Regions from separate parts of the Homo sapiens genome. Here region 2 is linked to region 1. Evidence: chromatin loops called from intact Hi-C (ENCODE). Cell type or tissue: psoas muscle. All regions are shown on one strand. Links, peaks and the distances in the headings refer to the core of each region. The heading gives the core; the rest is flanking DNA.

Evidence for each region. Peaks named below come from ENCODE experiments on the same cell type or tissue, not always from the same donor. Only the 100,000 strongest peaks of a DNase experiment are listed, where the experiment ranks them.
Region 2: it touches region 1 in a loop (4-fold over the local background); 23 of 110 quality-filtered maps call a loop at or near these places.

The regions. Positions count from the first base shown.
Region 1 is chr7:98,096,395-98,106,994 of GRCh38, reverse strand. LMTK2 (lemur tyrosine kinase 2) reads right to left here and starts at 133. Exons shown (of 14, transcript NM_014916.4): 1 at 1-133. In psoas muscle, for the core only: no CTCF peak of the experiment used is centred there; no DNase peak of the experiment used is centred there.
Region 2 is chr7:98,237,470-98,248,069 of GRCh38, reverse strand. It overlaps TECPR1 (tectonin beta-propeller repeat containing 1), which reads left to right. Exons shown (of 26, transcript NM_015395.3): 3 at 1,905-2,148; 4 at 3,003-3,185; 5 at 3,377-3,499; 6 at 4,478-4,603; 7 at 6,826-7,000; 8 at 7,119-7,219; 9 at 9,460-9,561. The coding sequence starts at 1,924. Among named protein-coding and RNA genes, the nearest start is that of TECPR1, 9.5 kb to the left of the region's middle. RefSeq lists an enhancer at 6,402-7,304. In psoas muscle, for the core only: a CTCF peak has its summit at 6,512 (motif pointing right); a DNase peak (open chromatin) is centred at 6,519.

The DNA.
Region 1 (10,600 bases), core at 2,972-5,471:
GCAGAAACACCATCCTTCCCGCCCGCCTGCGCCGCCGCCGCCGCCTCTCAACAGCAGCAACGCCAGCAGCCCTGCGGAGCGGCGGGCCTGGGAAGCCGCGCTCCCGCCGCCATGATGGGCTGCGTCATGTGACGTAGCGCGGGGGCGGGATGTCGTGATGGACAGGGCGGCCAGCCACTCGTCAGTCCACACCGGCCCAGGAGGCCCCGCCCATCATCCTGAAGGAGTGAGCGGTGGCGGCCGGTGCGCCCCCTGCAGACGGAGGAGTGCGTGGGCAGCAGGTAACACCAACAATTATTTTAAATTGAAAAATACAGGAAAATGTAAAGAAGACCATGACAATCATCCTGATATTTTTTTCTCGGTGTTTTATAACATGCAAAAATAGGCCTGTCTTGTCTTCTGCCTTTTTTTTTTTTTTACTTGTCAGAGCTGTTTTAGGCTCTTCTCCTTAAGTTGACCTACACATCCTCTCAGCCATCAAACAGCTTTGGGCTTTTCACTTGAATTGATCAAGAGAATGCCTCTCTCGGCATCACCCACTGACTCACCTCCTGAGCTCAAGCTGTTGCCTCTTGTCCACCTGGCAGACACTCTTCCTTTCATCTGTCGAGACTCACCTGACATATGACTTCATCTATGACTCTCTAGGAGAAATGACTGTCATCTCCTTAGTGCCCCGCCCTGGCCCTGTGTGGACTGCTATCCTAGCTGCAGTATCCTATTGACCCGTGACTGTAAGCTCCCTGAGGACAGCAACTGTGTCTGATTCAGCTGGTGGGAAATCCCTGGTGCAGGACCTGGGTCGGAGCAGGTGTTCTCTAAAGCAATGGTGCATGGCCCTGGTCCCAGGTACCAGGGCAGAGCAGCTCCCAGGGGTGGCCTTCTCCCCACCAAGAGGTGAGGTGAGAACACAGTCCTGCAGAGAGGATAGAGAAAGCACTCTCCAGACACAAGTAATATAGTGGTCAGAGGCATGGGGGTTGGGAAAATGCTAAGCTTTTCTGGAGAGGCGCTATGGTTCAGTGTGTGCATGAGAGGAGCTGATTTCAATCTTATCAGATGAGACTTTGCCACCTGGCAACAGTGTAACCTCCCCAATTCTCCAAACTCCCCAAATGTCCATCCTAAATGCCAGCTGTCGATGATGTTAACACAGCACTGGACACACAGATGATGCCCAGGGAATATTTGTTGGATGATTGAGGCAAGCCAATAAATATCTAAGGAGACAAATACCTGGAACGAGAAACATTGAATTTAAAAGTCCATGGCTTGGCTGGGCACGGTGGCTCACACCTGTAATCTCAGCACTTTGGGAGGCCAAGGTGGGTGAATCACTTCAGACCAGGAGTTCAAGACCAGCCTGGCCAACATGGTCATACCCCATCTCTACTAAAAATACAAAAAGTATTAGCCAGACACGGTGACGCATGCCTGTAATCCCAGCTGCTTGGGAGGCTGAGGCAGGAAAATTGCTCGAACCCAGGAGGCGGAGGTTGCGGTGAGCTGAGATCACACCGCTGCACTCCAGCCTGGGCGACACAGCGAGACTCTGTCTTAAAAAAAAAAAAGTTCACGGCTTTCTGCTGATTATATGCAGAATTGGTAAGGAAGGCAAAGGTCTAGGAAAGAGACACAATCACCCTGTTGTACTTCTACTTCTTTTTTTTTTTTCTTTGAGACAGAGTCTGTCTCTGTCACCAGGCTAGAATGCAGTGGTGCGATCTCAGCTCACTGCAACCTCTGCCTCCTGGGTTCAAGCGATTCTCCTGCCTCAGCCTCCTGAGTAGCTGGGACTACAGGTGCCCGCCACCACACCTGGCTAATTTTTGTATTTTCAGTAGAGACAGGATTTCACCATGTTGGCCAGGATGGTCTCGATCTCTTGACCTCGTGATCTGCCCACTCCGGCCTCCCAAAGTGCTGGGGTTACAGGCATGAGCCACCGCGCCTAGCCTATACTTCTACTTCTATCAGGAAGCTTCTCACTTTGAGTTCAGAGAAGCCAGGGACACCCACACTGTGTACTGCAAGGAGGCTCGTGACTGCCTGCTGTAGTGCTGGCCTAAGGAAGGCCTTACCTGATAATCCTGGTAGTGGTTATTTACAACTAAAGTGCACTCCAACAGCACGTTGGACCACAATCCCAAAGTAGATTTTGCTATTATTTGAGCAAGCCCAAAAGTTAAAACAAACAAACAAATAAACAAACTTCTTTTCCTCTTTCACAGAACAGGGGTTACAGTGCACATCCCCCAGATGATGTCTAAAGGCAGCCTTTGCCCCACCACCCACCTCACCGTGTATGCCTTTACTCAATACTTGAAGACTTCCAGTTAGAGATGTTATTAAACAAACAAAAACCTGTTGGCTTTGTTTAGTTTCACCCAGAAGTCAGAAAACAGCCTTTAGCACAATTTGGAAATCAATACCTAAGATTAGAAGCAATATCTTTCAGTGTTTTACAGCCATTCTTTTTTTTTTTTCTTTTTTGAAACAGGGTCTCGCTCTGTCACCCAGGCTGGAGTACAGTGGTGTGATCTTGGCTCACTGCAACTTCTGCCTCCCATGCTCAAGTGATTCTCCTGCCTCTGCCTCCTGAGTAGCTGGGGTTACAGGCGCCCGCCACCACACCTGGCTAATTTTTGTATTTTTAGGAGAGACAGGGTTTCACCATGTTGGCCAGGTTGGTCTTGAACTTCTGACCTCAAGTGATCTGCCCACTTCGGCCTCTCAAAGTGTTGGGATTATAGGCATGAGCCACCACGCCCAGCCCTTTACAGCCATTCTTGCAAGTTTTCCTTCATGCCAAGCCTCTTTCAAGTTTTCCTTCATGCCAAGCTATCGCTTGGAAGACCCTCCTGCCAGTGTCTGTCCTGCCAGCAAGCTCTGGCTGAGGCCTGGATGCTGAAGGATGTGGAGTCAGCTTAGTATTGGATGAGCACTTCTGGAGCTCTGGCACCTAGCAGATACTCTAAAGGTTCACAGAGCTCAGCTGGATCAAATGGGGCACCCAGGAGGCCTGTTGGTGGGGTCCTGGAGCTGCTGGTGCCAACTCATGAAAGCCAATTGTTAACATGTTCAGGAATTATGCGCATTGGTTGTTCAACACAGCCATTGTTAAAATTTAAGTTATAGGCAGTGGCTCACGCCTGTAATCCCAGCACTTTGGAAGGCCTAGACAGGTGGATCACTTGAGGTCAGGAGTTCAAGGCCAGCCAGGCCAAGATGGCCTGGGCATGGTGGCTGGCACCTGTTATCCCGGCTTCTCATGAGGCAGAGGCAGGAGAATCACTTGAACCCAGGAGGCAGAGGTTGCAGTGAGCTGAGATTATGCCATTGCACTCCAGCCTGGGCAACAGAGTGAGACTCCATCTCAAAAATAAATAAATAAATTATATAAATGTATAATTAAACAAATTATTTTAAAAACAAAGGTCATGAGGGAAGCATTTGGATACGATTTGGGCTTGTGTTCCCACCCGGTCTCATGTGTGGAGATGTAATCCACAGTTTTGGAGGTGGGGCCTGGTAGGAGGTGATCGGATCATGGGAGAGGGTTCTCATGAATGGTTCAGCGCCATCCTCTTGGTGCTGTTCTTGTGATGGCGAGTGATCTTTGACGAGATCTAGTTGTTTAAAAAGTGTGTAGCACCTCCTCCCTCTCTCTCTCTACTGTTCCCACCGTGTGAGATGCCTCGCTCCTCCTTTGCGTACTGCCATCATAGTAAGTTTTCTGAAGCCTTTCAGAAGCCAAGCAGATTCTAGCATCATGCTTCCTGTACAACTTGCAGAACCATATGCCAATTAAACCTCTTTTCTTTATACATTACCCAATCTTAGGTATTCCTTATAGCAATGCAAGAATGGACTGATACTTGAAGAATGGAAGGCAAGAAGAGCACTAGCAAAATTGTCCACATAAACTTCTTCAGAACTCTAGGAATTTGCCAGAGGTTTGCAATATCATGAGTCAATTTGTTAAAGAAAAATGGCTGAGGCCAGGTGTGGTGGCTCACGCCCGTAATACGAACACTTTGGGAGGCTGAGGTAGGAGGATCACCTGAGCCTGGGAGTTTGAGAGCAGCCTGGGTAACATAGTGAGACCCCAATCTCTACTAAAAATAAATAATTAGCCAGGCACAGTGGCACATGCCTGTAGTCCCAGCACTTTGGCAGGCTGAGATGGGAGGATTGCTTCAGCCCAGAAATTTGAGGCTGCAGTGAACTGTGATTCCACCACTGCACTCCAGCCTGTGCTACATAGTGAAACCCTGTCTCTTAAAATAAAGAAAAGGAAAATGGCCAAATCTCATAAGAATAATGAGCTTCATGAAATTTTTACTTGCCCTATTTCCATTCTTCTCTCCCCACCTCTGTGATAGCCTTGAAAACCAGCAACTTCACCACCATGGGAACTGTGGAAATAAGCAGGCTAGCAGCTACCAGAGGGGGCAGAATAGGTTTGGAGCTCCCCCAAAACCTGTATCCCCAAAGAACTGTGACTATCTGACCTGTCTGGCAGCTCCTTAGAAAGGCACTATTTTCAGGGCTTTTCTTCATTTGATATGACTCAGAAATGCCTCAGTGAAAATAGTCCTATCCTGTTTGTTGAAAATAATCAGTGACAACTGTTTAACATTGCAATTGCCTGAGCCAGTGATACCAGTTGGCTGATGAGAAACTTAAAAGAAAAATCTAGGGAATAATATGTCATTGGGAGCTTTGAAAAGATCCACCATATTATTGGAAATCTAGAAAGCCATGTGCATGTACAAGGCTATGAACATGGCTAGGAAATACATGAGAAGGCCCTCGTTTCTCATTCCTAGTTGATCATGAGGCTGTGCAAGCACAGTAAGGACTGGGGCAGAATTTTAAACTGCCAGAGCATCAGATGCATGCTCCAACACACATACAGAGACTCTTAGCAAAACCAGGGAGACATATTGGCTCAAATAATTTAAGGAGGCCAGGCACAGTGGCACACGCCTGTAATCCCAGCACTTTGGTAGGCCAAGTTGGGCAGATCGCCTGAGGTCAGGAGTTTGAGACCAGCCTGGCCAATATAGTGAAACCCTGTCTCTACTAAAAATACAAAAATTAGCTGGGCATGGTGGCACGCGCCTGTAATCCCAGCTACTCGGGAGGCTGAGGCAGGAGAATCACTTGGACCCAGGAGGCAGAGGTGGCAGTGAGCCGAGATCACACCACTGCACTCCAGCCTGGATGACAAGAGCAAAACTCTATATCAAAAAAAAAAAAAAAAAAAAAAAAAAAGAATTTAAGGATATCTCTGTAGTCATTAGCTGACCACTAAGCTAACTAAACAGAGACTTTGGTGGCCATTCACAAATTTTTCAAAATACAGAATTAGACCAGGAAAGGCCCTTTAAAAATGAATGATGGCAGCAACAGCAATAACAAACAGCACCAACAATGCAAACCCTGTGGAAGGGGAATATCAGGGAAAACCTATTCCAGAGTTTCCACATTATGCAATTTTAAATGTCCAGTTTTCGAAAAATTGTTACAAGACAGAAAAAGAAACAAGAAAATATGCTTCATACACAGGATGAAAAATTAGACAACAAAAACTTTCCCTGAGGATTCTGTATTAGTCCATTTTCATGCTGCTCATAAAGACATACTCACCAAGACTGGGCAATTTACAAAAGAAAGAGATTTAATGGCCGGGTGGAGCGGTCATGCCTGTAACCCCAGGCCTTTGGGAGGCCGAGGCAGGCGGATCACGAGGTCAGGAGATCAAGGAGACTATCCTGGCTAACACAGTGAAACCCCGTCTCTACTAAAAATACAAAAACAAAATTAGCCGGGCATGGTGGCAGGCGCCTGTAGTCCCAGCTACTTGGGAGGCTGAGGTGAGAGAATGGTGTGAACCCGGCAGGCAGAGCTTGCAGTGAGCCAAGGTGGCACCACTGCACTCCAGCCTGGGAGACAGAGCAAGAATCTGTCTCAAAAAAAAAAAAAAAAAAAGATATTTAATTGGACTTACAGTTCCACATGGCTGGGGAAGTCTCACAATCATGGCAGAAGGCAAGGAGGAGCAAGTGCTGTCTTACATGGATGGCGGCAGGCAAAGAGGGAATGAGGAAGACACAAAAGTGGAACCCCCTGATAAAACCATCAGATCTTGTGAGACTTATTCACTACCACAAGAACAGTATGGGGGAAACCACCCCCATGATTCAATTATCCCCCACCAGGTCCCTCCCACAATGCATGGGAAGTACAATTCAAGATGAGATTTGAGTGGGGACACAGAGCCAAGCCATATCAGATGCTGAGAAGTTGGACTTAATAGACAAAGACTTTAAATTATAATTATTACAATTAAATAATAATAATTATTATAAATATGTCTAAAGAATTAACGGTTGATTGAAAAACAATAAAGAAGACCTCAATAAATGGAAAGACATCCCATGTTCCTGGATCAAAAGACAATATTGTTAAGGCAATACTCTCCAAATTGATCTATAGATCTAATGTGATTCCCATCCATTCCCTCTGGATTCTTTTCAGAAATTGAGAAGCTGATCCTAAGATTCATATGGAAATTTAAGGGCCCCAGAATAGTCAAAACAATCTTGGGCAGGGTTCAGGAGACAAAGTTGGAAGATTCACATTTTCTGACTTCAAAATATATTCCAAAACTATAGTAATCAAAACAGTGTGGCACTGACATTATACATCAAACAATATAATTAGGGGTCTACAAATAAATCTTAAGATTGACAGTCAATTGATTTTCAACCAGGGTATAGGACAATTCAATGGAAAAGAATAGTTTCTTAACAAATGCTGTGAGACAGTGGATATCCACATGCTAAAGAATGATGATGATCGGCCCCTACCTAATGTCATGTACAAAAATTAACTAAAAATAGATCAAGAACCTAATGCAAAAGCTAAAACTATGAAAATCTTACAAGAAAATGTAGGCATAGATCCTTATTACTTTGGATTAGGTTTGTTTCAGAGATAGGATACTATAAGCACAAGCAAACAAAGAAAAAATAGATAAATTTGGCTTCAAAATTTAAAACTTTTGTGATTCAAAAAGCACAACCAAGAAAGTAAAAAGATAACCCACAAAATGAAAGAAAATATGTGAAATCCATATATATGATAAGTTACTTGCATCTAGAATACAAAAAGAACTCTTACAAGTTGGGCACAGTAGCACATGCCTGTAATTCCAGCTACTTGGGAGGCTGAGGCAGGAGGATTGCTTGAGCCTGAGAGTTCAAGACCAGCCTGGGCAAATAGAGAAACCCCATCTCAAAAAATAAAATAAATAAAAAATAAGAAAACAACAAAATACCTCCCAAACCAAACACCAAAAATTTAAAAAAAAAAAAATTACAAAAAGAAGTCTTAACAACTCAATGACAAGAAGACAAATAGCCCAATTAATTTTTTTTTTTTTTTTTGAGACAGAGTCTCACTTTGTCATCCAGGCTGGAGTGCAGTGGTGCAATCTTGGCTCACTGCAACCTCTGCCTTCTGGGTTCAAGTGATTCTCCTGCCTTAGCCTCCCGAGTAGCTGAGACTACAGGCATGTGCCACAACGCTCAGCTAATTTTTGTATTTTTGGTAGAGACAGGGTTTTGCCATGTTGGCCAGGCTGGTCTTGAACCCCTGACCTCAAATGATCCACCCCCCCTCGGCCTCCCAAAGTGTCAGGATTACAGACATGAACCACAGCACCTGGTCAGCCTAATTAAGAACTAGGCAAAAGGGTATGAATACACATTTCTTCAAAGAAGATATACAGATGAACAATAAACAAATGAAAAGATGCTCAACATCTTTAGCCATCAGGGAAATGCAAATCAATGCCACTTCATGCACAATAGGATGGTTTTAGTTTATAAAAAGACAGGTCTAATTTTTAAAATATGAGACACAAGACTGGTGAGGTTGTAGAAAAGTTGGAACTCTCATGCATTACAAATGAGAATGTAAAATGGTATTGCTGCTTTGGAAAACAGTCTGGTAGTTCCTTAAAATGTTAAATACAGAGGTACAATATTACCCAGCAGTTCTATTCCTGGTATATACCTAAAAGTATTGAAGATGTATGTCTATATAAAACCTTTCCCACAAATGTTCATAGCAGAATTATTTATAATAGCCCAAAGGTAGAAATAACCCAGATGTCCATCAACTGATGAATGGATTAGCAAAATATAGTATATCCTTAAAATAGAATATTAGTCACCAACAAAAAAGGGAATGAAGTATTGATATGTGGTACACCATGGGTAAACTTTAAATATATAATGCTTAGTGAACAAAGCCAGTTAGAAAAGACCAAATATTGTATGATTCAATTTTTATGAAATGTCTAGCATAGGCAAATCCATACAGACAGAAAGTAAGTTAGTGTTTGCCAGGGGCTGAAGAGGGAAGGGAATAGATTAGTAATTGCCTGGGGCTGACAGGGTGGGGAAGAAATGAGGAATGACTGCTAATGGGTATGGAATTTCTTTGGGGGATGATGAAAATGTTCTAAAATTTTATCTGTAAATATGTTTAAAGCTATTGAATTATACTTCAAAAAAGGGAGTTCATTACCTGTGCACACAATTACTTAAAAAAAGAGAATATTGACAAAGAGACAGCAGTTACTTTAAAAAGAACCCAATAAAAATTCTGGAGTTGAGAAGTACAATAACTGACATTTAAAATTCACTAGAAGGACTCAATAGCAGATTTGAGCTGACAGAAAAAAGCATCAATGAACTTGAAAATAGGTAAATTGAGATCATCCAGTCTGAGGAGTAGAAGGAAAACCAAATGAATAAAAATGAACAAAGTATAGTGTGGGGGTGGGGGGAGTAGTTTTACCAAAGTGTGGAGAAACCTGACAAGGTCTGCATCAACACTGTTAAGCCATGTTGATACTATGTATTTTTGATATGATGTGATGAGCTGTGGTCTTCATCCTCAATGTATAACATTAGTCCAATCAGACAAATCCGAATTAAGGGACATTCTACAAAATACCTGACCAGTAGTCTTCAAAAATGTCAAGGTCATTTGTTGCAAGTATTTGGTTATTTAAAAAACATTTTTTTTAATGTCAGGGTCATGAAAAACAAAGAAAGTCTGAGAAATTGTCATGGCCAAGAGGAGTCTAAGGAGATATGATAACTAAATATAATGTGGTATCCAAAATAAGATCTTGGAACAGAAAAATGACATTAGGTGAAAACTAAGGAAATCTGAGTAAGATATGGGCTTTAGTTGGAATAATATATCAATAGCAATTCATTAATGATAACAAATATACCACATTAATGTAAAGTAATAACAGGAAAAATTGGGTGTGGGATATATAGGAATTCTCTGTACTAGCTTTACACCTTTCTATAAATCTGAAACTATCGAAAGCTTATTTTAAAAGAAAAAAATAACAAAGCCTCAAAGCTCTGTGGGATGCCATTGAGCATACCAAAATACATAAAGTGGGGGATTCCCAGAAGGAGAGGATAGAGAGAAAGGGAAAAAATATGTACATTTGAAGAAATAATGGCTGAAAATCTCCCAGATGTCATGATAAGTGTTAGGCTACACATCCAAGAAGCTGAAATAACTCCAAGTAGGATAAACTTAAAGAAATCCACATCTGGGCACATCATAACCAACTGTTCAAAGACAAAGACAAAGAGAGAATCTAGAAAGCAACATGAAAAAGAACCTCATTATATATAGAAGTTCCACAATGAGATTAACAGCTGACTTTTCATCAGAAACCATGGAGGCCAGAAGGTTGTGGGACAACAAATTCAAAGTGCTGACATGTTAAAGAGCTGAAAGACAAAGACTGTCAAACAAGAATTATATGTCCAGTAAAGCTTCAAAAATAAAATAAATATCAAGACATTTCCAAATACACAAAAACAGAGTGAAATTGTTGCTAACAATGTTTACTACAAGAGATACTAAAGGGAGTCCTTTAAACAGAAATAAAGTCACTATTCAGAAACTTGAATTCACATAAAGAAATAAAAAACACCAGGAGAAGGAAACTATATCACTAAATATAAGAATATAAATATAAATGTATTTTTCTTTATAACTTTCTTTTCTCCTATCTGATTTAAAAGACTACTACATAAAGCAACAATTATAAAACTGGCAGAGGGACTTATATAAAGATATAATTTGTATGACAATAATAGCACAAAACATGGATGTGGGAAGAGAGCTATACTGGAGCAACGTTTTAAACACTATTGAAATTAAGCTGCTATTAATCGTATCTAGCTTGTTTTAGGGTATTATGTTAATTGTAATTTCTAGGGCAACCACTAAGAAAACTCGAAATATATATTTAAAAACAAGTAACAAGTGAATTAAAATTGTACACTAGAAAATATCTACTTTAGACAAAAGTGGGCAGTAATGGAGGAATAGAGGAATAAAAAGCACATAAGACATATAGAAAATACATAGCAAAATGACAGACATAATCCTATTTTGCTGATGAGCAGCACAGTAACTCACACCTGTACTCCCAGGGATCTGGGAGGCCAAGGCAGGAGGATCACTTAAGCCCAGAGTT
Region 2 (10,600 bases), core at 5,409-7,908, 140 kb before region 1:
AGCCTTGGCTATGCCTACAAAGCACAGAGAAAGAAGAGAGAAAGGGCTGGGTGCAGTGGCTCACGTCTATAATCCCAGCGCTTCGGGAGGCCAAGGTGGGAGGATCGCTTGAGGCCAGGAGTTCAAGACCAGCCTGGGCAACATAGCGAGACCCCATCTCTACAAAAAAAATTTTAAAAATTAGCCAGGTACGGTGGCACATGCCTGTAGTCCCAGCCACTCAGGAGGCTGAGGCAGGAGGATGGCTTGAGTTCAGGAGTTCAAGGCTGCAGTGAGCTATGATTGCACCACTGTACTCCAGTCTGGACAACAGAGCAAGATACTCTCTTAAAAAATAAAAAAGAAAAGAAAAGAAAAAGAAAGGAGTAGAGAATGGCAGAAGAAGAGAGCCGGGGGAAGAGGAGGAAGGAGTCACTGAGGGCGCATGAAGAAAAGACCCCTACGTCCCTGAATTCACATGGTCACGTTGGCTCTCAACGTGCCCTCATTATGCCCAGATAGAGGCCAACATGGCGGGGAGACCTGCCCACTCTGGGGAAGGACCCCTGGGGAAGTAGTGGGGTAGTTATATCTTTCGAGATTCAACTAAACCTGTAAGCTTTCATTGATTCTTTTGAAAACAAAGATCTGGCCAGGCATGGTGGCTCAAGGCTGTAATCCTAGCAGTTTGGGAGGCCGAGATGGGAGGATTGCTTGAGACTAGGAGTTTGAGACCAGCTTGGGCAACATAGTGAGACTCTGTCTCTACAAAAAAAAAATTTTTAATTAGCTGGGTATGGTGGTGCATGTCTGTTGTTGTCCCAGGAGGCTGAGGTAGGAGGATCACTTGAGCCCAGGAGTTCGAGGCCGCAACGAGTTGTAATCAAACCACTGCACTCCAGCCTGGGTGACCGAGCAAGACCCTGTCTCTACTTTTTAAATTCTTTTTTTTTGAGACAGGGTCTCCCTCTGTCACCTAGGCTGCAGTGCAGTGGCACTGTGTCTGCTCACTGCAACCTCCATCTCCCGGGTTCAAGCCATTATCCTGCCTCAGCCACCTGAGTAGCTGCGACTACAGGCACACACTACTGTGCCTGGCTAATTTTTGTATTTTTAGTAGAGATGAGGTTTCACCATGTTGACCAGGCTGGTCTTGAACTCCTGGCCTCAAGTGATCTATTTTTAAATTCTTTCAAAAACAAAAAAGAGACCGGGCGTGGTGGCTCATGCCTCTAATCCCAACACTTCGGGAGGCAGAGGCAGGTGGATCACCTGAGGTCAGGAGTTCGAGACCAGCCTGTCCAACATGGTGAAATCATGTCTCTACTAAAAATACAAAAATTAGCCAGGCGTGGTGGCGTGCACCTGTAGTCCCAACTACTGGGGAGGCTGAGGCAGGAGAAAACCTGGGAGGTGGAGGTTGCAGTGAGCCAAGATCCCAAGATCGTGCCATTGCACTCCAGCCTGGGCAACAGAGCGAGACTCCGTCTCAAAAAAATAAACAAAAAAAGAAAGAATAAGCAGTTGGCCACGCGCGGTGGCTCACGCCTGTAATCCCAGCACTTTGGGAGGCTGAGGCAGGCAGATCACAAGGTCAGGAGATCGATACCAGCCTGGCCAATGTGGCGAAACCCCGTCTCTACTAAAAATACAAAAACTAGCTGGGTATGGTGGCAGGTGCCTATAATCCCAGCTACTTGGGAGGCTGAGGCAGGAGAATTGCTTGAACCCTGGAGGTGGAGGTTGCAGTGAGCCAAGATTGCGCCACTGCACTCCAGCCTGGGTGACAGAGTGAGACTCCATCTAAAAAAAAAAAAAAAGAGAAAAAGAATAAATAGTCACAGTAGAAGTCTCCCAGGTTTCACATGACTCTGATGTCCCCTGGGCTGGGAGCCTGAACGCTGGCCCTCGTCCTCCTGCCGCAGGTTACCTCCAGCCGCTGCCATGCCCAACTCAGTGCTGTGGGCGGTGGACCTCTTCGGGAGAGTGTACACGCTGTCCACAGCAGGCCAGTACTGGGAAATGTGCAAGGACTCCCAGCTGGAGTTCAAGCGCGTCAGCGCCACCACGCAGTGCTGCTGGGGCATTGCCTGTGACAACCAGGTCTACGTGTATGTGTGTGCCAGCGATGTCCCCATCCGCCGCCGAGAGGAGGCCTATGAGAATCAGGTAGTGACCCTCATGGTTGGAGTTGCCGAGCGGGTCAGTTCGCTGGGTTATTGGTTAAAATGATGAACCACAGAAGGGAAATAGAGGCCCCAGATTCCCCACCAGTTCCTGCCTTCATTTCCTTCCTTGTACTTAAAATCTGTGTTGCTGCCAGGCGTGGTGACTCACGCCTGTAATCCCAGCACTTTGGAAGGCTGTGGCGGGCAGATCGCTTGAGCTCAGGAGTTTGAGACCAGCCTAGGCATCATGGTGAATCTCTGCCTCTACAAAAAAAATACAAGAATTAGCAGGGTGTGGTGGTGTGCACCTTTAGTCCCAGCTACTTAGGAGGCTGAGGCAGGAGGATCACTTGAGCCAGGGAGGTCAAGGCTGTAGTGAGCCATAATCGTGCCCTGCACTCCAGCCTGGGCAACAGAGCAAGACCCTGTCCCCCTGCACCCCGCCCCTCCAAAAAAAATTCAAGTTGCATAGTATCCAGGGTCTTTGAGGCTGAAGCCACTATTGTGTCCTCACCAAAGCAGTCTGGCCAGGTCCCCACGAGGGCAGGCTCCAGTGGTTTCTGGGAGCCTAGGACAAGGTGTGCCCTCCACCGCCTGCCCTGCTCACAGCGCCGTGGCTGGCAGGAGGTTCTTTGCCCTTTGGGGCTGTGCTGATGTACTTGCTGGCTCATGATGAAGTGGCATGGGGGTCCCCAGTTGCTGGGTCCCACACAGGCCCTCTGCTCACTTCCTATTCTGGAGATCAATGAGGGGGTCGGCTGGGCAGGGTCAGCTGGTCCTGGAGATGCCTGGCCCGCCTGGGTTCCCGCCCAGCAGGCTTGGGTCCAAGGCCGCCTCTGTGTCCCCGGCCCTCAGCGCTGGAATCCCATGGGCGGCTTCTGTGAGAAGCTCCTGCTGAGTGACCGCTGGGGGTGGAGTGACGTGAGTGGGCTCCAGCACCGGCCGCTGGACAGGGTGGCACTGCCCTCGCCGCACTGGGAGTGGGAGTCTGACTGGTACGTGGATGAGAATTTTGGAGGTGAACCCACTGAGAAAGGGGTAGGTGAACTTGGGACCCTCCATGACTGCCCTGTGGGGAGGGGGTGCCTCCCGCCTGTCCCTGCTTCTGTCCCCTGCACCCTGTGGTGCCTGAGCTCGGGTGTTTCAGGCCACACCCTCCCTCCCCACCTTCCCCAGCTCTTCAAATGCCTTCCCCGCAGAGCCTGAGAGCCCCTTCCTTGGTGTTTCAGGGGTGGACGTACGCCATCGACTTTCCCGCCACCTACACGAAAGACAAGAAGTGGAATTCTTGTGTGCGGCGCCGGAAGTGGATCCGGTACAGGAGATACAAGTCCCGGGACATCTGGGCCAAGGTCTCTGTTCCTGAATGTGGGTTGGGGGCAGGATAGGGCCAGGACAGAGTGTCACATGCAGCCTCCTCTCCACCTTCCCCACCTGTGTGCACCAGGGGACACCACGCCCACCTCGGGACCTGGCCTTTGAGCTGTTTCCTGTCCCGGGAACACCACGACACTGCGTGTCCCTTCACTTGGGAGATAGTCACACAGGGAGCCAGGCCAGGCCCAGGACAGCACAGAACTTGCCCTGACCCTGGTGTCCAAGCTGCTCTGTCCCAGACTGAGCCTCCATCTGGCACTTTGTCCTCCCCCTCAGCCAAGGGAGGCACCTCTGGCTCTAGCGTTGCTCCATGACCCAGAAGAACCTCCCAGCTTAGGGAGCACAGCACTGGACCCAGGTCTTGGCGTGGCCTCCAATGAGTGGAGGCCTCCCTGGGACATACAGGGCTGTCAGGTGGGGCTGCCCCTGGGACTGGGAGAAGCCAGGAGACCAGGGAGCTGGCCCTATTTTTTTTTCTTTTTAGAGATAGGGTCTCGCTCTGTTGCACTCTGTTGAGTGCAGTGGTACAGTCACAGCTCACTGCAGCCTGGAACTCCTGAGCTCAAGCAATCCTCCCACCTCAGCCTCCCTAGTAGCTGGGACTACAGGCATGCACCACCATGCCCGGTTAACTTTTAAATTTTTTGTAGAGGCTGGGTGTGATGGCTCATGCCTGTAATCCTAGCACTTGAGAAGCCAAGGCAGGTGGATCACTTGAGGCCGGGAGTTTGAGAACAGCCTGGCCAACATGGTGAAACCACGTCTCTACTGAAAATACAAAAATTAGCCGGGCAGGGGCCCCCACAGTCCTGATGCTGCCTTCCCTGTGAATTAAGGCAGCTGCAGGCTGGGCTGAAGAATGGAAGTCCGGATGGCAGGCGGGCGGGAGGTGGGTGCATGCCCAGGTGCCCACTGGGCGCTGACTGCTACCATTTCTCACTTCCTTCCTTCAGATCCCCTCGAAGGATGACCCCAAGGAGCTGCCCGACCCCTTCAACGACCTCTCTGTAGGGGGCTGGGAGATCACGGAGGAGCCTGTGGGCCGCCTGTCAGTGTGGGCTGTGTCTCTGCAGGGCAAGGTAAGGCCAACCCCTCTCCCTGCCCTGGCTCCCCACGATCCCACCTCCTGTGGGTCCTGTCCTGTGCACCCCCTGGGTCTTGCTCCTCCCCGGAGCCCCGGCCCCCCCACCCCATGCCTGCTCCTGGCCTTTCTCTCCTCCGAGCCCCCAGCGTGCTGATCAGTGCCCAGCCTCAGCTCAGGCACATCAATGCGGCCTCCTCAAGACAGTTTCTGAGCTCCCTGCTGGTGCCTCCCACAGTCTTCAGGAATAGTGTGGGGGTGGGTGTGTGGGTGACAGAAGGTGTGCCACTGGACGGATGGGTGGTGTGTGGGCAGAAGGATGGATAGGTGGGTGTGTGGATGGATGGGTGGATGGGTGGGTGTGTGGGCAGATGGATGGATAGGTGGGTGTGTGGATGGATGGGTGGATGGGTGGGTGTGTGGGCAGAAGGATGGATAGGTGGGTGTGTGGATGGATGGGTGGATGGGTGGGTGGATGGATGGATGGGTGTGGGTGGATGTGTGGATGGATGGGTGGGTGGGTGTGTGGATGGGCGGATGGGTGTGTGGATGGGTGGGTGAGTGGGTGGGTGGGTGTATGGGTAGATGGATAGGTGGGTATATGTGTGGATGAATGGAAGGTATGTGCAGATGGACAGATGGGTGGGTGTGCGGATGGATGGATGGGTGGATGGATGGATGGATGGGTGGGTGGGTGGATGGGTGGGTGGGTGTGTAGATGGATGGATGGGTGTGTGCATGGATGGATGGCTGTGTGGGTGGGTGGGTGAGTGGGTGAGTGGGTGTATGGATAGATGGATAGGTGGGTATATGTGTGGATGAATGGAAGGTATGTGCAGATGGACAGATGGGTGGGTGTGCGGATGGATGGATAGATGGGTGGATGGATGGGTGGGTGGGTGTGTGGATGGATGGATGGGTGTGTAGGTGGGTGGGTGAGTGGGTGAGTGGGTGTATGGATAGATGGATAGGTGGTTATATGTGTGGATGGATGGAAGGTGTGTGCAGGTGGACAGATGTGTGGATGGATGGATGGATGGGTGGGTGGGTAGGTGGGTAGTGGATCTGTGGCTGTTTAGAGAGAGGCAATCCTGTCTCAAGGAGTTTGTGAACTAAGCAGAGGAATCGAAGCAGCCCCTGAGGGCAGCAGAGGCCCCGAGGGTCCTGAACTCAGGGCGCTGACACTCGAGTCATGGCTTTCTGTTGCACAGCAGGATTCTTCAGTCGCTCTCACCACGCATTGACCACAGCTCCCCAGTGGGCTTAGCAGTTATTCAGAAGTTGCCAGTTTTGTCGCAGCCCCCCTCTGCGGCCACGTTGGCCTGGGAACAGGCGAACACAGTTGCTTCCTCAGCCCTGCTGAAGGGCGGTGGCGAGGGGCCGGGCAGAGTGAGGGAGCTGCCCCAGGACTGAGCCCCCATCGGGGGGCCATGGCCATCTGGATGCAAAGAGAGAGAGGGGAGAACAGGGGCTGCAGAGCAGCGTTTGTGTCCTGGAATGTCGGCCGTGAGCTGGTGCTGCCTGCACCACACCTGTGGTCCATGAGAGGTGGCACCAGGACCTGGGCTTCTGTAGAAGCTGGGGAGACAGATGGGCCACCTGCTAGCCGAAGGGAGGCTCCTAGGCCTGGTCCTGCAGGGCCTGCTGTAGGGGGATGGTGGCAGGATTGGGAGGCTGGGTCCCCTGTCTGAAGACAGCCCTATGGGGAGGGTCCCTTGCCCTTTCTGGATCACGAAGTGACATGTAGTCTCCCCCAGCTAAAATGAGCCAAACAGTTCAGACGCTCTGAGCACGTTGCTCCCAGTCTTAACCATTCAGTGAAGGAAAAAAGAACTGACGTCTTAGATAGTTTATGAATGGGAGTTGGAGCCTCCCCTGGAGCCGGGTGTCCTGAGAGCACATCGCCACAAGGGGGCATGGGACACACGGGCTGGCCAGAGTGGCCGGAGACCCACATGCCTGAGACTGGAATCAGGTGGTGGGTGGGTGTCCATGAGTGGGCTGGGTTGGGGGCATCACCCCAAACAGATGAATGGAACAAGTGTATCCCTCAGGACCACCGGAATCCAGGGTTTGCGTTTTTTGGCCGGGGTAGGGGGCAGGGAGTGAGATCTGGACGGTCAGGGGACATGGGTCCTACCCCCTACCACACCGAGACCCCCGTGCTTGGCTGGTGTGAATGAGTTGATGCAGGTGCTGTGTCCCTGTCTTGCCTCCCAGGTGTGGTACAGAGAGGACGTCAGCCACTCCAACCCCGAAGGGTCCTCCTGGTCCCTGCTGGACACCCCCGGGGAGGTGGTTCAGATCAGCTGTGGGCCCCACGACCTCCTGTGGGCCACACTCTGGGAGGGACAGGCCCTGGTCCGGGAAGGAATCAACAGGAGCAATCCCAAAGGTGGGCAGCCCGGCTCCCCCACCCACATACCCTGTACTGGGGAGAAGGGTGAGGGTCACTCGCTCCCCAGCTGTCCAGGCTGATGGGGGCCACTGGGGGTTTCTTGGGGGCCCGGTAGGAAGTTCCTGGTCCATCGTGGAGCCTCCTGGATCTGAAAACGGGGTCATGCACATCTCGGTGGGAGTCAGCGTGGTCTGGGCTGTCACCAAGGACTGGAAGGTAAGATGGGGATGAGGCTGGGGGATCACTTGAGCCCAGGAGTTGGAGACTGCAGTGAGCTGTGATCACACCACTGGACTCCAGCCTGGGTGACAGAGCGAGACCCTGTCTCAAATTAAAAAAAAAGAAAAACCCAGGCCGGGTGCAGTGGCTCACGTCTGTAATCCCAGCACATCGGGAGGCCTAGGTGGGCAGATTGCCTGAGGTCAGGAGTTCAAGACCAGCCTGGCCAACATGGTGAAACCTTGTTTCTACTAAAAATACAAAAAATTAGCTGGGCATGGTGGCGGGCACCTGTAATCCTAGCTACTTGGGAGGCAGGAGAATTGCTTGAACCTGGGAGGTGGAGGTTGCAGTGAGCCAAGATTGCACTATAGCACTCCAGCCTGGGCAACGAGAAAGACTCCGTCTCAAAAAAGAAAAACCCATTAGAACAAATCCGGCACCAGCTGAGCACCATGCATTGTTTGTTGCTGAAATTGTTGCCAATCTCCAGGACGTTTTGTGCCGTAAAATCCTCTTCCACCCACACGCTGGTACCCAAATGCAGCAACTGCAAGTATCACCTAATAGGCTGCAACATTTCGAAGAATCGGAAGCGAATTTCCTGAAGCCCTTGATTAACCAAGCGCCTCCCCATCCTCTAGTCACTGCTTGTCTTTTGCATCTTATCAGCGGCAAGTCCAATAAAACCAGCCGATTTCCGATTACTCACAGGGTTTTTCTTTTGTTTGTTTTTTTTGAGACGGAGTGTCGCTCTGTCACCCAGGCTGGAGTGCAGTGGCGCAATCTCTGCTCACTCCAAGCTCCGCCTCCCGGGTTCACGCCATTCTCCTGCCTCAGCCTCCCTCGTAGCGGGGCTACAGGCGCCCGCCACCACGCCCGGCTAATTTTTTGTATTTTTAGTAGAGATGGGGTATCACCGAGTTAGCCAGGATGGTCTCGATATCCTGACCTCATGATCCGCCCGCCTCAGCCTCCCAAAGTGCTGGGATTACAGGCATGAGCCACCGTGCCTGGCCAGTCACAGGGTTTTTCTAACTGCTTGTCAAGGGGGTTTCCCTGGCCCGGGGGATGGACGGCCCACACGTCTGCATCTGTATCTCCAGTGCTGAAGCTCTCAGAGTCTGAGGCCACTCCCAGCCCACAAAAATACAGACCAGACTGTCCCCCACATTGGATCCTGGTCACCCCACTTCCCAGAGACCACAACTTCCAAGCCCCTCTTACAGCCATGTGTCACTTTCTTTGGATTAAATGGGCAACATTGGATTTCTTTTTTTTATTTTTTAATTTGAGACAGAGTCTCGTTCCGTCACCCAGGCTGGAATGCCGTGGCCCGATCTCAGCTCACTGTAACCTCCACCTCCTGGATTCAAGCGATTCTCCTGCCATGGCCTCCCAAGTAGCTGGGGTTCCAAGCGTGTACCACCACACCTGACTAGTATTTGTAGTATTTTTTAGTAGAGGCAGGGTTTCACCATGTTGTTCAGGCTGGTCTCCAACTCCTGACCGCAGGTGATCCACCCGCCTCAGCCTCCCAAAGTGTTGGGATTACAGGTGTGAGCCACCGTGTCTGGCAGCATCTCAGGCATTCTAATAGCACAAGGTCTCCAGTAGGTCTGAGACTAACGGGGCCTCCCAGGCCACCATGGAGAATGTATAAGAAGAGCCCTGATGGAATGCCGGGTGGCGGGGTGGAGCATGACCAGCCGCTGAATCACAGAGCCACAGACAGTCTGGGAAAATCTAGTGGGAGTGTGTGTATTTTTACACGTCGACATGAAAATACTTCACTTTAAGTATTTCTTGAAGTACTAAGAATAGACCCAAAATAGGGGTCTTGTTTTTTCTAATAATGAGCTTTTTAAAAACTAGTTTTCCTAAATAACAGTATTAAGGCCGTTGTCTTTCACAGGGACCAACTCAATTCAAATAAAGTAGCCTTTTCCAAGCGTTAGGCTGGAGAATGGGCAGGAAGCTGCCAGGACACATGTGGCTGAGGCCAGAGGACCCTCAGCCCTCGTGGGACAGTGCCAGGCACAGGAGATGCGGTCAGGGTGTGGGAAGAGCGGCGTGGATCACGGATAAGGGCTTCCTCGCTAAATGATGTACCACTGCTCATTTGCGACGTGAACCAAAGGATCAAATTATTCACTTGTTCTCCCTGAGGCTTAAACGAACGAACCGTCTGTTTCAGTGGCCCTCCAGGAAGGCATGTTTATTTCTGACTCCCCCAGGTGTGGTTCCGAAGAGGCGTCAACTCTCACAATCCCTGCGGCACCAGTTGGATTGAGATGGTTGGTGAGATGACGATGGTGAACGTGGGAATGAACGACCAGGTGTGCACGTGGGTCTGCAGCCCCTAAACAGCAGGGGTCTCAGAATGGGGGCTCCTGATGCCACCCAATAGCCTAGTGGCCGCTTCCCACTGTAGGAGAGCCCCCCACTCCATTGTACTGAGCAAGAAGTTCTTTCTGAGGTGCCAGGCTTCCCTCTGCTGCCACACCCTCCTCCCACCCCCCCGGTGGCACAGCACCCAGAGGCCAGGGGGAGACAGGCACCTGCTAGTGCACAGGGGTGCTGAACCCAAGGCGAGCCTGCCAGGGCCAAGGGACAGAGACGCCACAGCCTACCTAGCCAGGCCACCTAGGCCCTTTAGCAAACCTTACTTCTTGCCCAAAGGCAGAGAGTAGGATGCCTACCCAGAAACCTTTTCCATGGAAAGTGAGGTCAGAATCAGGGAAGTTACTTTACATCTTAAAAAAAAAACACCACGGCCAGGTGTGGTGGCTCACACTTGTAAATCCCAGCACTTTAGGAGGCTAAGGTGGGAGGACCACTTGAGCCTAGGAGTTTGAGACCAGCCTGGGCAATATAGTGAGACCCCATCTCTACAAAAATTTAAAAATTAGCCAAGTGTGGTGGTGTGCACCTGTAGTCCCATCTACTCAGGAGGCCAAGGCAGGAGGATTGCCTGAGCCCAGGAGGTCAAGGCTGTAATGAGCCATGCATGATTGCACCACCGCACTCCAGCCTGGGTGACAGAGTGAGATCCTATCTCTAAAAAAAACCAAAAACATTCCGGGCACAGTGGCTCACGCCTGTAATCCCAGCACTTTGGGAGGGTGAAGTGGGTGGATCGCCTGAGGTCAGGAGTTTGAGACCAGCCTGGCCAACACAGTGAAACCTTGTGTCTACTAAAAATACAAAAATTAGCTGGGCGTGGTAGCACGTGACTGTAATCCCAGCCACTCTGGAGGCTAAGGCAGGAGAATCGGTTGAAGCTGGGAGGCGGAGGTTGCAGTGAGCCGAAATCACGCCACTGCACTCCAGCCTGGGTGACAGAGCAAGACTCCATCTCAAAAACAAAACAAAACA